Linked DNA regions of Homo sapiens: region 1 is linked to region 2. The links are chromatin loops, found by intact Hi-C in ENCODE. Cell type or tissue: PC-9. All regions are shown on one strand.

Region 1 (8,000 bases), 69 kb before region 2:
CACGCAGCTCTCCTCACCAGGATCTCAGTGACTCCTCCCAAAAGTCACACCCACTTTGCAGACGGGGAAACTGAGTCCGGAGAGGCTGGGTAACGAGCTCAAGATCACAGGGCCCAAAAGTGGTAGAATCAGGGTTGGTGACCAGTGAGTCTGTGTCAGGGACCCAAAGTCTGATGGTGCTGGACTCTCTGCATCCCGGGAAGGAGGATGGGGGCGCTGAGGACCCGGGATGTGCTGGGCCATCCCAGATCTGGACGTCCAAAGCTTTGCCTCTCTCCCAGTGTCCAGGTGAAACTTGGAGACTCCTGGGACGTGAAACTGGGAGCCTTAGGTGGGAATACCCAGGAAGTCACCCTGCAGCCAGGCGAATACATCACAAAAGTCTTTGTCGCCTTCCAAGCTTTCCTCCGGGGTATGGTCATGTACACCAGCAAGGACCGCTATTTCTATTTTGGGAAGCTTGATGGCCAGATCTCCTCTGCCTACCCCAGCCAAGAGGGGCAGGTGCTGGTGGGCATCTATGGCCAGTATCAACTCCTTGGCATCAAGAGCATTGGCTTTGAATGGAATTATCCACTAGAGGAGCCGACCACTGAGCCACCAGTTAATCTCACATACTCAGCAAACTCACCCGTGGGTCGCTAGGGTGGGGTATGGGGCCATCCGAGCTGAGGCCATCTGGGTGGTGGTGGCTGATGGTACTGGAGTAACTGAGTCGGGACGCTGAATCTGAATCCACCAATAAATAAAGGTTCTGCAGAATCAGTGCATCCAGGATTGGTCCTTGGATCTGGGGTACAACCAAAGCCTTCCCTGCTCCTTGGAGACAAAGTCCCCAGTGCTGCAGCCCAGTGAACTGAGATGAGGGGTAGGGCAAAGGTGACTCTGCCGAGGACAGAAAGAGAGCAGCACCACCCCCTCAGAGGTGCTGTGGATCTCTGTGCCAGTCCCACAATCTTTGAAGAGTCAGGCTTCAAGGCCGCCACTCCCCACTGTCCCTCACCCCAGGCCCACCCAGCGGGCCTCTGCTGGCCACTCAGTCCCGGGATTCTCTGAGTGCTCAAGGGGCCTCAGGGAAGCCACTCACTCATCCATTCACTCAGCAAACATTTGCCAAGGCCGTGTCCTCACCAGGCTCGCCTGGCACTGGGGGTATAAAGAAGAGGCCAGGTTTCAGCTGAGTGCGTATACACTGTGGTGGGGGCTGGTGCAGAGGCAGATAGTGGCAGTTCACTTTGCCATCTGCATGGATGGGGACACATGCAGGTCATTGTGCGTAGGCACCTGCCCAGAGGTGAGGTGAGAGGGATGTGCTTCAGGGAAGTCTTCCTAGAGGAGGCAATGTCTGAGCTAAGTCTTAAAGGATGAAGGACAATTGGCCAAGTGGAGACAAAGGGAGGAGGGGATTACAGGTTGAGGGCTCAACATGAGCAAAGACAGGAGATGCAGATGGCTGGGGTAATTTGTCACAGTAGCAACAGGAAATCAGTACAAGCCCTGGACCTGGCCCATTCTTCATGTCCCCTTCCCAAGCCTCCAAGCCCACATGGGCACTTGCCAAGATCAGAGCTCCAGGGGCCTCCAGGGACGGGGTTTTCAGTCCTTTGGGACCATGATCCACAGAGAGAAATTGATCCTACTTGAGACACAGGAAGCAACACATGTAATGCAACAGCCAAGCACCCAACGATCATCTAATGCAACAGCCAAACACCCAGCGATCATCTAATGCAACAGCCAAACACCCAGTGATCATCTAATGCAACAGCCAAACACCCAGCGATCATCTAATGCAACAGCCAAACACCCAGCGATCATCTAATGCAACAGCCAAACACCCAGTGATCATCTAATGCAACAGCCAAACACCCAGTGATCATCTAATGCAACAGCCAAACAGACAAGTGATCATCTAATGCAACAGCCAAACAGACAAGTGATCATCTAATGCAACAGCCAAACACCCAGTGATCATCTAATGCAACAGCCAAACAGACAAGTGATCATCTAATGCAACAGCCAAACAGACAAGTGATCATCTAATGCAACAGCCAAACACCCAGTGATCATCTAATGCAACAGCCAAACACCCAGTGATCATCTAATGCAACAGCCAAACAGACAAGTGATTATCTAAGGCAACAGCCAAACACCCAGCGATCATCTAATGCAACAGCCAAACACCCAGCGATCATCTAATGCAACAGCCAAACACCCAGCGATCATCTAATGCAACAGCCAAACACCCAGCGATCATCTAATGCAACAGCCAAACACCCAGCGATCATCTAATGCAACAGCCAAACACCCAGCGATCATCTAATGCAACAGCCAAACGCCCAGTGATCATCTAATGCAACAGCCAGTCAGTGATCACGGGAAGGGCCAGGTCCTATTTCAGGGGCTCCACCCAAAGTCCCCACCCACAACAATTGAAGGACAGGACTTCAATTATCCTCATTTGCAAAATGAGGAAACAGAGGAACTGAGAGCAAAGTGACTTGTCCCACGCAGCCGTTAGAGGTAGAGTTGGAGGTCCACCTTGAGGTGACCAAGCTGCAAAGTCTGGCCACTGAACACCAGACCTAGGCAAAGATTTCCCAACCCAGTTTCATCTTTCTGCATGAAATACACACAGACGTTTTTTCTCTTCTCTACTTTTATTTTTATTTAATTTTAAATGCTGGTTGAGAGCCACTTCTTAACCTGGGGTCTGTGGACAAAAATCAGAAATCAAAATTCAGAGAATCCATGAACTGGGATGGGGGGGGGGAAATTACCTCTTTTTTTTTTATTGCCCTTGACTGAAAATTTCATGTTTCCTTCGGGTATGAATGTGACCTCACATGCAACACCCATGAAATGACCACATCAAATACTGTTGTCACAGACACCTTGAAATTTACAGCCGTCACCACTTCAAAATTATGGTGATCAGACTTGCCATTCAACGTGTTGATAATCCAAGCCCAGGCACAGAACACATTTAAGAAAACATTTTGGCCCGGGCACAGTGGCTCACGCCTGTAATCCCAGTACTTTGGGAGGCCAAGCCGGTCAGTTCATGAGGTCAGTAGTTCCAGGCCCAGCCTGGCCACCATGGTGAAACCCAGTCTCTACTAAAAATCCAAAAATTATCCGGGCATGGTGGCGTGCGCCTATAATCCCAGATACTCAGGAGTCTGAGGCAGCAGAATCGCTTGAACATGAGACGTGGAGGGTTCCAGTGAGCCAAGATTGCACTACTGCTCTCCAGCCTGGGTGACAGAGTAAGACTCTGTCTAAAGAGAGAAAGAAAGAAAAGAAAAGAAAATAGAAAAGAGCTGAGTCCCAAGCACTGCTGGTGGAATCCAGTTTCTGCTGAATGTGTTTTGAGTATGTGTGCCAATATTACTAGAGTGCTAGTAAGTCTCCTGTGATTTGGATCGTCTGTGTTCTGGGATGAGTGGATGGATGGATGGATGGATGGATGGATGGATGGGTGGGTGGGTGGGTGGGTGGATGAATGGATGGATGGATGGGTTGATGGGTGGGTGGATGGATGGGTGGATGAATGGATGGGTGAGTCAGTAAATGGATGGATAGGTCGGTAGATGGGTAGGTGGGTGGGTGAATGGGTGGAATAATGGATGGATAGGTGGATGGCTGGATGGATGGGTGGGTGAATGGGTAGGTGGGTAGGTGGGTGGGTGAGTGGGTAGATGCATGAATGGATGGATGAATTTATGAGTCAGTAGATGGGTGGGCGGGTGGATGGATGTACAAATGGGTGAGTGGATGGATGGATAAGTGGGTGGGTGGGTGAGGGGATAGATGGACAGAAAACACACTAGCGGGACCAGGCACAGTGGCTTACACCTGTAATCCCAGCACTTTGGGAGGTCGAGACGGATGATCACTTGAGCCCAGGAGTTCAAGACCAGCCAAAGCAACACAGCGAGACCCTGCCTCTACAATCTACAAAAATACATAACCAGGCGTGGTGGCGTGGGCCTGTAGTCCCAGCTACTTGGGAGGTTAAAACAGGAGAATCACTTGAGCCCAGGAGGTAGAGACTGCAGTGAGCTGAGGTCGCGCCATTGCACTCCAGCCTAAGAAACAGGAGTGAAACCTTGTCTCAGAAAAAGAAAAAAGAAAAAGAAAGAAAGGAAAAGAAAAAAAAGAAAAGGAAAGGAAAGAAAAGACACTAGCATTCATCACGATCCAATTTTGGACCAGGCGCAATGGTGAGTGCTTACACAAGGACTGCCTCATTTAATCATCACAAACACCCTTGCGGTGGGTGTTAATCTCACATTTTTAAAGACAAGGAAGCCCAGGCTGAGCGAGTGAGTCATGGAATTCCAACCGCAATCCCACAGTCCTCCTGCCACTTCCTGCTCAGGTGTTGGCCCAGTCCCACCATTGTCGGGGGAGGTTCTTTCCTGAGAGTCCCTGCGTCCCAAGTGCCCAAATACTTCAGCCACCACAACATGTGATTTTCTTGTCCTGGAATTCTGAGGTCCACATGCATACAGTGCCGCTGGCAGAGCCTGCTGTAATCCTGAGAATTCCTTTTCATCGACTCACTGCAAGTTCAGAGACAAGGCATCGACTCACTACAAGTTCAGAGACAAGGTGCGTGCCAGACCTGCACCCTGGGCTCCAGGGTGAGGAAGGAACCGCTCGTCCTACGCTGGGTCCCTGCCTCTGCTCCTGCTTGTCACCCTTGGCCAAACGTTCCCCAATCCCGAGCGGCTCTGGCCTTTGGACAGAAGTCAGCCTGTCAGCCTTCTGGAACACCTGCGTCCATTGTGGCCACTTCCTCATCCCCAGACCGGCTCAGTCTTGCAGGGGCGTTTGAATTGTTTCCTCCTACACAACACTGAACTGTGCAGCTCCCGCCCCGACCTGTCTCTAAACAGTGTCACTAGTCCCAAGGCCTCCTGCAGGCCACTGGGCCCACAGACAGGCCAACCAGCAAACTGGGGGTCCCACTGAGAGACACCTGGTGCTGGTTGCCGTGCACTTAGAGTGGGCCAGGCAGCTGGAACCTAAGAGGAGCTGCTGGAGGAAGTGGAGCACCTTGAATGTCACCTGGACTCACGTCTGCCCCTACCGCCCCCTCGGACCCGCACCCACCCCCCGGCCCAGGCACCAGGTGAACCCTCTGTGTCTTTCCAACAAGCCCCAGGCAGGAGGGGCTTCACAAGCAGAAGCACCAGTCTTGTAAGTCCTCTACAAACAGCACCTGTGTGAGGGGCCAGAGAAAGAGAAGACAAAGAGGGCTGTGTGCGCACCACAGTCCAGGTCAGGCGCGGAAAATCCTTCTGTAGCTTTTGCTGTTGGCTGAGGCCCCTTCCTTCTAACTCACCGTTGGCAGAAGTCGGATGCCTCGGAGAGAAAAGAGGCTCAGCAGGCTTCCCCTGCCCGTGGGGGTCAAGGAGCGTTCGTGCTGTCCACTGCCAGGAAATGTGGGGGGTTCTGAGGACCACACAGACACACACACACACAAATACACACCCATTCAAACATACACACAAAATACACATGCAGACACACACGCACACAAATACACACCCATATACACATACACACAAATACACACCCACCCAGAGACACACACAAATACACACCCATACACACATACACAGACAAGCACATACACAAATACCTACACACACACAAAAATACCCACCCACACAGAGACACACAAATACACACCCACTGACACACACACACAAATACACACCCATCCACACAGAGACACACACACAAATACCCATTCACATACACGCAAATACACACCCACCCCCACACAAATACACACCCATCCACAGAGACACGCACACACACATACCCATACATACATACACACACAAATACACACCCACCTCCCCACACACCCAGACACACACACACACCCACACACCCATTCACATGCACGCAAATATACACCCAGCCCCCCATGCAAATACCCACACAGAGACACAGACACACAGAAATACACACCCACCCAGAGACACACTCACAAACACACACCACAGAAACACACACACACATACATACATGCAAATACACACCCATACACAGACACACAAATACCCACAGACACACACACCCACACACACAGACACATACACATACACACACCTACCCCACAGAGACACATACAGAGACGCAGACACATACACAAATACACAAACACGTATGTACACACACACACACATGCACATAAAAGTACACCCACACCCATCCACACACAGGCACACACAAACACACATAAATACACACCCACACACAGACACATCCACACACAGACAGGCACACAGCCTGGACAGGGGCCTCCTGGATGGGAGTGGATCCTGGCACAGGGCTGATGGCACAGCAGCCCTGGTCAAGGTCATCTGGGGAAGAGACTGGGGGGGGTCCTTGGGCACGGTGGCTCACGCCTGTCATCCCAGCACTTTGGGAGGCTGGGGCAGGCGGATCACTTGAGGTCAGAAGTTCAAGACCAGCCTGGGCAACATGGTGAAACCCTGTCTCTACTAAAAATACAAAAATTAGCCGAGCATGGTGGTGTGCACATGTACTCCCAGGTAGGCTGAGGTGGGAGGATCGCTTAAGCCCAGGAGGTCGAGGCTGCAATGAGCTGAGATTGAGCCACTGCACTCCAGCCTGGGCAATAGAGCAAGACCCTGTCACAAAAGAAAAAAGGAGAGAGAAACTGAAGGGGCTGATATGCAAGGAGGGAGGCTGAGTGCTTCTGAGACATCCTTGGTGCTTCAGGCCTATGTGACGGAGGGCTGCCAACTCTAACATTAAAGCAGAAATCCAGAAGTGAGGATTTTGTTTTAATCCTTCACTTTCCCTCCTCACTAGATTTCTGGAAGGAGTTATTTATGAGTGAAGAGCTGGAGAATCCATTCGCAAACTGATGCATGAAAGTGATTAGCAAGAGAAAGTTGTGAGACAAAACAGAGAAGCTGAGAGGCCAGAAACCTCTACCCAGGACGCTGAGCTCCTGGCGGATCCGATGAGTCCCTCCAGGACACCGTCCACCCTGGGATGAAGGCAGAGGAGTTGGAAGGAGGCGAGGCCGTCACGGGACAACAGGACCCTATGAAGGTGGGCCCACAGCAAAAGGAGAGATGATTCTAGAGCATCCAGTCTTCTAGGGCAGCAAAACAACCTAAATTTTCTAAGAGGCCACCCAGCTGAGGGTGCCCCCGGGGAGGGCTGAGGCGTCAGGGTGACGGCTCCACTGCCCACTCACCTGCGACCTCAAAGCCCCTCTCCTCCTTGGGGTGCTCCTGACAGCCACCTCCAGGGCAGGCGAGTGGCGCTGGGACAAAGGCTGGCCCGACTGCGCCCCACCCAAGCAGACGGTCCTTCCCCCAGACCTGGCGCCAAACTGGAGTGAAAGCCCGACCACCGTGTCTCACAGGGAAACTGACACCAGATGCGAACTTCCAAATGGATCCCTCCCTGCAAGTGTGGAGCTGGCGCTACCAGGCACTGCTCTGGCCATGCGTCTAAGACACAGGCAGAGGGCGCTGCCCACCACGCTGGCGACGGCCTCAAAGCCCCTGTTCATGCCTGGGACAGCGCCCAAGGACCTTGCTCATGCCTGGGACAGGCCCCAGGGCCCCCACTGGCTGCAGTCAGCAGCGGGCAGGGTGGTGGGGGAAGGTATGGACACTCCGTGGGCCGGAGCTGGGAGAACAAGGCCTATTATTGGACACCTGGTGGCCATGGCAACCACACAAGGATGCCTGAGACTGAAAATCTGTGGGCTTCAAGGAGCTCCAGCTCTTGCACTGGCTGAGTCACAGTGACTATATAACTCTTACTCCCACTTTTGGGACACTTTTTGAGAGGGACAGGGATCCTATCTAACTACACGGGACAGACATCGCCCAAGACCGTCCTGAGCAAGCCTGGACGCTGTGACCCTAACGATGAAGGTGTCCCGCAGACAATGTCCGGGGCAGGCACCATGCTCTCCCAACCTACCACAG
Region 2 (8,000 bases):
TGGGGTTTCACCATGTTGGCCAGGTTGGTCTGGAACTCTGGACCTCAGGTGATCTGCCTGCCTCGGCCTCCCAAAGTGCTGGGATTACAGGTGTGAGCCACTGCTCCAGGCCTGTTCCCAAGTACCCTTGGCTGTCTGTTCTTGTCAGATGTTAAGGACACCTGAGGATGTCAGGGCAGGACGTTTCGGGTGCAACCTCAAGAAGTGGGAGTGAGGAAGAGGAGGCCGGGGTGGGTCAGAGGGCAGGGTCACTGTGGGGCGCGTCTGCCCTGTACTCAGTGTGGCACCATCGGGCCCCTCCTGCTGTTGCCTGGGAAGCCTTACCCAGCAGTGAGGGGTGGCTGTGGAGCAGCAGGGCCGGGAGCGGGGGAGCATTTTTGCTGCCACCTTTTAGTGGAGTTGGGGGAATGACAAAGGTGCCCTGGGCCTGAGTCTTTCAGTGGCGCTGGCAGTCGGCCGGGAGGGAGACGCATACTGGGGAGCTGGAGCCTGCACACTGGGCCTGGCCACATCACTGTTTTCCTCACCCTCTGGTTTTATTTTGAAACATTTGGAGCATAAAAGTTGCAGGAGCACGCAGTGCATACTGTATCGCCCTGGCCTGGGTTCCCCGGCTCTCCTTCCCTCTCTCTCTCCTCTTTTTTCTCTCTCCCTCCCTCTGTCTCTCCTCCACACACTTCTCTTTTGCCAAACCATCCAAATGCAGGCAGCAGACTCCAAAACCATTCTGCCTGCACCTCTGAGCACACCCTTCCCAGTCATAGCCATGTTAATGCGAGTGTGCCTGAGAGGATCGCCGCTGGTTCCGTGATATCACCCAGCATCATCCACACCACATCCCAGTGAGCAGTGAGGACAAAAATGGCCAGGTTAGGACCCCATGTTGCCTTTTTTTGCCACCCATATCCCGGAGCCCCTCTCCTGTTCTTTATTTTTTATTTTTACTTTTATTTTTATTTTTTTTTCGAGACAGGGACAGGGTCCTGCTCTGTTGCCCAGGCTGTAGTGCAGCAGACCTTCCAGGCTCAAGCAATCATCCTCCCACCTCAGCCTCCTGAGCAGCTGAGACTACAGGCAGGCTACTTTTTTGAGTTTTTGAGGAGATGGGGTCTCGCTGTGTTGCCCAGGCTGGTCTCAAACTCTTGGGCTCAAGCGATCTTCCCATCTCGGCCTCCCAAAGTGCTGGGATTACAGGTACAAGCCACCGTGCCCAGCCTAGTGTTAGCAATTTGATATTAAAATTGAAATAATAGGCCAGGTGCAGTGGCTCATGCCTGTAATCCCTGCCTTCGGGAGGCTGAGGCGGGCGGACCAGCTGAGGTCAGGATTTCAAGACCAGCCTGGCCAACATGGCGAAACCCCGTCTTTACTAAAAAAAAATACAAAAATTAGCCAGGTGTGGTGGTGGGTGCCTCTAGTCCCAGCTACTCGGGAGACTGAGGCAGGAGAATGGCTTCAACCCGGGAGGTGGAGGTTGCAGTGAGCTGAGATCACACCACTGCACTCCAGCCTGAGTGACAGAGTGAGTCTCCATCTCAAAAAACAAATAACTGTTTAAAAAATTGCAATTATGGCCGGTCATGGTCACGCCTGTAATCCCAGTACTTTGGGAGGCTGAGGCAGGTGAATCACCTGAGGTCAGGAGTTGGAGACAAGCCTAGCCAACATGGTGAAACCCTGTCTCTACTAAAAAATACAAAAAATTGGCCAGGCGTGGCAGTGGGCATCTGTAATCTCATCTACTCGGGAGGCTGAGGCAGGAGAATCACTTGAACCCAGGAGGTGGAGGTTGCAGTAAGCCGAGATCATGCCATTGCACTCCAGCCTGGGCGACAGAGCGAGACCCCATCTCAAAAAAAAAAAAATGCAATTATGGATATCCATTCACATTTTAAATCCAAACACAAATTTTAAAACATTAATTTTTTAAATTAAATTGAAAATTTTAAAAATTCTGCCACTTTCTTGCTCCTTCACTTCTTGGGGACTTTGATGTACAGGCCCAAGCAGGGTTCCCGGGATCTAGTGGTAAACAGGTCACAACCCATCCCCCGCAGAGCCACAGAGGAAACATAGAAATCCCTGACTGATGAGTCTATGAACCTGAGGCTAAGGGCCACCGAGGAGTCTGGGTGCCGCGGGGTGTATGACAGAGGCCAACCCAGTGGGGGCCAGCCTGGGCAACATAGTGAGACACTGACTCTACAAAAAAATACAAAAATTAGCTAGGTGTGGTGGTGCGTGCCTGTAGTCCCAGCTACTGGGGAAGCTGAGCCAGGAGGATCACCTGAGCTCACCTATAGTCCAGCTACTCAAGAGGCTGAGGCTGGAGGATTGCCTGAGCCCAGGAAGTCAAGGCTGCAGTCAGCCATGATGGCACCACTGAGCTCCAGAGTGGGTGACATGATGAGACCCTGTCTAAAAAAATGTATATAAAGTGGATTTTTGTAGGAGGGGGTTGCAATAGCAGCTTACTTAGTTCACTCCATGCATCGACCTGGTATTGCAGTAGCTCCAAGAACGGTGCCCCCCGCCCATGTGTGTGGTTGCTGAGTGTAGATGTCATTAATTTTAATTTTGAAAAGGGGACAAAAATTACAAATTACCTCCAGTAATTCCACTACTTAGAGGTAAATTTTAAAAAATATATGTGTGTGTGTGTGTATATAATATATATACTCTGGCTATATATATATTTATATTTATACATATTTATATATATTTATATATATTTATTTATATATTTATATATATTTATTTATATATTTATATATATTTATATTTATATATTTGTATATATAAACTCTGGCTATATATATATATTTAGCCAGAGTTTCACTCTTGTTGCCCAGGCTGGAGTCCAGTGGTGCGATCTTGGCTCACTACAAACTCTGCCTCCTGGGTCCAAGTGATTCTCCTGCCTCAGTCTCTCCAGTAGCTGGGATTACATGCATGCACCACCACACCTGGCTAATTTTTTATTTTTAATAGAGACAGGGTTTCTCCATGTTGGTCAGGCTGGTCTCGAATTCCCGACCTCAGGTGATCCACCCGCCTCAGACTCCCAAAGTGCTACGATTACAGGCGTGAGCCACCGCGCCCGGCCAAAAAATATATATTTTTAAAATTTTTTTATTTTCAGAAAATCAAGGTGATGCCACACATTTGTTGTTGAGACAGAGTCTCGCTCTGCCGTCCAGGCTGGAGTGCAGTGGGGAGATCTCGGCTCACTGCAACCTCCGCCTCCCGGGTTCAAGTGATTCTCCTGACTCAGCCTCCCGAGTAGGTGGGAATACAGGCGCGCGCTAGCGTGCCTGGCTAATTTTTGTATTTTTAAGTAGAGACGGGGTTTCGCCATGTTGGCCAGGCTGGTCTTGAACTCCTCACCTCAAGTCATCCTCCCGCCTCGGCCTCCTAAAGTACTGGGATTACAGGCATGAGCCACCGTGCCTGGCCCACATATGTTTTTTCATAATGTGTTACAAATGTCTTCCTTCTTATGAATGCTGCACAACATTCTTTTTGCTGCTTGATGCCCACTGCAGGGATGCGTGAAATCCACTAGCTCCAGTGGCCAGACACATCCCGGTTGCCTCCAGGTTGTAAGCAATCCTGAAATAGCCTCGTATGTTCCTAGGACAGAGTTCTAGAAGTGAGATTGCCGAACTGGAAGAATGCAAGTTACATTCAACCCACGTCCTGCGAATGCCGATCTCTCCGGCATTTGTCAACACCTGGTTTTATCATCAAGAAGAAAACAGTAATAACGCGTCCTCCGCTTGGCCCTAGCGTGCACAGCCTCTGCGCTTTTCACCTCGAGGTCTCATTTTCCTTGGACAGCACCGAGCGCTGGGCAGGGCCTCATCCGGGTTCAGGGCCGGAATCTGGAGACGTTCTGGCCGATGCTCCTGACGGCCGGGAGAGGGCGCGCGCGGACTCAGCGGCGGCCCAGCAGCCTCCCCAGGACCCAGGCAGTGCTGGCAGCCAGGAGTGCGGTTCCGCCCCGCAGCCTCAGTCCCGCTCCGCCCACCCGCCTGACCCCCACCCGGGCTCCTTACGGCCCAGACACCGGCTCTAAGGTGGCTTCTGCAGGGATGGGAGGTGGGCGACTGGGAGGGGTGGAGGGGGCCTGTGTGTTGACCCTGCGGGTGGCAGCCGTTGGGAAATTGCAATGGCGTCCACACTGTCGCTGCCCAGGGCGCGAGCCGCAGCCTCTCCTCCCGTCTCGCTTCCTCCGACAGGCGCCCGACTCGGACACACGGCGCCCCTGTGGTTACCACATCCACTGCTTTTTGGTCTCCTCACCCAACCCCTTAACATAAACTCGACACCAGGGAAGGCATCTTGGACGATTTTGGTCCCTGAGGGTCCTAGTGCGAAGGGCAGGGAGAGAGGGAGCGGTGTGGTGCAGGGGGATACAGAACGCGGAGGACATCTAGGGGCTGAGGATGCGGGGACGAGGAGCGCGCGGAAGAGCCGAGGTTCCGGGGTTGGGGGGTGCGGATTTCAGAGGAACCGCCGGGGATGTGGACGGACTCGGAAGGAAGGGGTCCCAGAGAGGACGCGGGCGGCTGCAGGACACAAGAGGTGCGGGACGCAGGAGGCCGTGGGGTCGTGCGGGAGCCCAGGGCACCTCGACATGGACCCGCCAGACCTGTGGCTCCTCCAGCGGCCGCTTTAGAGCGAGAGGAGGTGCGCAGGCCGTGAGGCGGGTCTCCCTGGGGTCTCCCAGGGAGGAGCGGCGCCCTCCCCGAGCCAGCCGAGGACGCGCAGCCAGAGGGGGGTCGGGCGGAGAGAAGAGTGCGGGCGGACCGGGACGACCCCTGGGTGATAGGAGAGCCGCAGTGAGCCCAGGGCACGGTGCTGGGGCCGCTCTGGCCGCCGCCGCCAAGCGTCACAGGAAAACAGCAACCAGGACCCCGCGGCTCCTGGCGCTTGGACTCAGCCCGGTACCGCACCGCGTTGCTGGAGAATGTGTCCTTGGCGCGCGCTGAGCCAGGAAGGGACAGCGGGAAGGGCGGGGCCCGTGGGCAGGGGAGGGACCAGTGGGCGGGGACCGAATCAATTCGCTAGCGGTGAGCCAGTGGTCGAGGGCTAAACCAATGGGCAAGGCGTGGACCAATGGGCGAGTGCTGGACATCAATGAATGGGGCCTGAACTAATGGGCGGGGTGGGGCCAAGGGGCGGAGCTGAGCCAATAGAAGGGAGCGGAACCAATGGGTGGGGCTGAACCAATGGGCGGGGCGGGGCCAATGGGCTAGGGCTGGGCCGGGGCGGGGCCAATGGGCTAGGGCTGGGCCGGGGCTGGGCCAATGGGCGGGGCTGGACCAATGGGCGGGCCGGGCCAAGGGCGGGCACTAAGCCGACGGAAGGGGTGGAACAAAAGGGCGGGGATGGACCAATGGGCGAGGGATGGGCTGGGCCAATGGGCGTGGCTAGACCAATGGGCGAGCGAAGGGCCAATGGGCAGGGCGGGGCCAAAGGACGGGGTCTGAGCCAATGGAAGGGGGCGGTACCAATGGGCGGGGCTGAACCAATGGATGGGTTGGACCAATGGCAAGGGCTGGACTAATGGACGAGGGATGGGCCGGGGCTGGACCAATGGGCGAGGGCTGGACCAATGGCCACGGGCTGGGCGGTGGCTGGGCCAATGGGAAAAGGAGGATTTCACCTCGTGGAATGCTCAGGGGATGAAGGGAGTATTCCTTTATCTAGCTTCTACTTTGACATAATTTCTCACCTACAGAAAAGTTGCAAGAATCCCAAAAGGAGGTTGACTGGGGTGGCTCACGTCTGTTTCCCAATGCTTTGGGAGGCCAAGGAGAGAGAATCGCTTGAGCTCAGGAGTTTGAGACCAGCCTGGGGAACATAGGGAGACCACGTCTCTAGTAAAAATTAAAATTAAGACCGGGAGGGGTGGCTTACGTCTGTAATCTCAGCACTTTCGGAGGCCAAGGTGGGTGGATCACCTGAGGTCGGAAGTTAGAGAGCAGCCTGACCAACATGGAGAAACTCAGACTCTACTAAAAATCCAAAACTAGCCGGGCGTGGTGGCGCATGCCTGTAATCCCAGCTACTCAGGAGGCTGAGGCAGGAGAATCACTTGAATCCGGGAGGCAGAGTGCAGGGACCAGCCCCACAGGGTCTGTGGGTCTCTCCCCGTGTGCGGCGATGAGAGAGTGTAGAAATAAAGACACAAGACAAAGAGATAAAAGAAAAGACAGCTGGGCCCGGGGGACGACTACCACCAATGTGCGGAGACCGGTAGCGGCCCCGAATGTCTGGCTGCACTGTTATTTACTGGATGCAAGCAAAAGGGGCAGGGTAAAGAGTGTGAGTCATCTCCAATGATAGGTAACGTCACGTGGGTCATGTGTCCACTGGACAGGGGGCCCTTCCCTGCCTGGCAGCCGAGGCAGAGAGAGAGAGGAGACAAAGAGAAAGACAGCTTACACCATTATTTCTGCATATCAGAGACTTTCAGTACTTTCACTAATTTTCTACTGCTATCTAGAAGGCAGAGCCAGGTGTACAGGATGGAACATGAAGGCAGACTAGGAGCATGACCACTGAAGCACAGCATCACAGGGAGACGGTTAGGTCTCCGGATAACTGTGGGCAAGCCTGACTGATGTCAGGCCCTCCACAAGAGGTGGAGGAGCAGAGTCTTCTCTAAACTCCCCCGGGGAAAGGGAGACCCCCCCCCCCTTTCCTGGTCTGCTAAGTAGCGGGTGTTGTTCCTTGACACTTTTCGCTACAGCTAGACCATGGTCCCCCTGGCAACGGGTGTCTTCCCAGACGCTGGCGTCACCGCTAGACCAAGGAGCCCTCTGGTGGCCCTGTCCGGGCATAACAGAAGGCTCGCACTCTTGTCTTCTGGTCACACCTCACTGTGTCCCCTCAGCTCCTATTATGGTATGAGGCCACCACTTCTCCTGTTGTCCTTCCCAGTTTCTCCCCAACCTCCCCTTTTCCCTAGTTTATAAGACAGGAGAAAAGAGAGAAAGCAAAAAGTTGGAAAGAAACAGAAGTAAGATAAATAGCTAGACGACCTTGGCGCCACCACCCGGCCCTGGTGGCTAAAATAATAATATTATTATTAACCCCTGACCAAAACTACTGGTGTTATCTGTAAATTCCAGACATTGTATGAGAAAGCACTATAAAACTTTTTGTTCTGTTAACTGATGTTTGTAGCCCCCAGTCACGTTCCTCATGCTTACTTGATCTATTACGACTTTTTCACGTAGACCCCTTAGAGTTGTAAGCCCTTAAAAGGGCTAGGAATTTCTTTTTCAGGGAGCTCGGCTCTTAAGACACGAGTCTGCTGACGCTCCCGGCCGAATAAAAAAACCTCTTCCTTCTTTAATCCGGTGTCTGAGGAGTTTTGTCTGCGACTCGTCCTGCTACACTATCTCTGTATGGCCTGGTTTTTCCTAGGTTATGATTATAGAGCGGGGATTATTATAATATTGGGATAAAGAGTAATTACTACAAACTAATGATTAATGATATTCATATATAATCATGTCTAAGATCTATATCTGGTATAACTATTCTTGTTTTATATTTTATTATACTGGAACAGCTTGTGTCCTCAGTCTCTTGCCTCGGCGCCTGGGTGGCTTGCCGCCCACAGCAGAAGTTGCAGTGAGCTGACATCGCGCCATTGCACTCCAGCCTAGGCAAGAAGAGCGAAACTCCGTCTCAAAAAAAAAAAAAAAAATTTAAAAAATTAAAAAATTAGCCGGGGTGGTGGTGCGCACCTGTAATCCCAGCTACTCGGGAGCCTAAGGCGGAAGAATCGCTTGAACCCGGAGGCAGATTTGCAGCGAGCCGAGATCGCACCATTGCACTCCAGCCTGGGCAACAGAGCGAGAGTCCCCCTCAAAATAATTATAATAATAATAATTGCGGCCGGGCGTGGTGGCTCACGCCTGTAATCCCAGAACTTTGGGAGGCCGAGGCAGGCAGATCACAAGGTCAGGAGATTGAGACCA

What was found. Peaks named below come from ENCODE experiments on the same cell type or tissue, not always from the same donor. Only the 100,000 strongest peaks of a DNase experiment are listed, where the experiment ranks them.
Region 1: it touches region 2 in a loop (4-fold over the local background); 17 of 110 quality-filtered maps call a loop at or near these places.

The regions. Positions count from the first base shown.
Region 1 is chr16:2,831,515-2,839,514 of GRCh38, forward strand. It overlaps ZG16B (zymogen granule protein 16B), which reads left to right. Exons shown (of 4, transcript NM_145252.3): 4 at 282-762. The coding sequence ends at 645. It overlaps LOC124903628 (a long non-coding RNA gene), which reads left to right and starts at 4,404. Exons shown (of 2, transcript XR_007064946.1): 1 at 4,404-5,208; 2 at 6,862-8,000. RefSeq lists an enhancer at 4,119-5,318. In PC-9, a CTCF peak has its summit at 4,231; a DNase peak (open chromatin) is centred at 4,447; H3K4me3 peaks cover 1,286 bases; H3K27ac peaks cover 2,639 bases.
Region 2 is chr16:2,900,424-2,908,423 of GRCh38, forward strand. No RefSeq gene overlaps it. Among named protein-coding and RNA genes, the nearest start is that of FLYWCH1, 7.5 kb to the right of the region's middle. RefSeq lists silencers at 3,916-4,145, 4,816-5,635, 6,802-6,871 and an enhancer at 4,701-5,201. In PC-9, CTCF peaks have their summits at 3,938 (motif pointing right), 4,140, 6,958 and 7,163; DNase peaks (open chromatin) are centred at 3,908, 5,108 and 5,518; H3K4me3 peaks cover 1,976 bases; H3K27ac peaks cover 881 bases.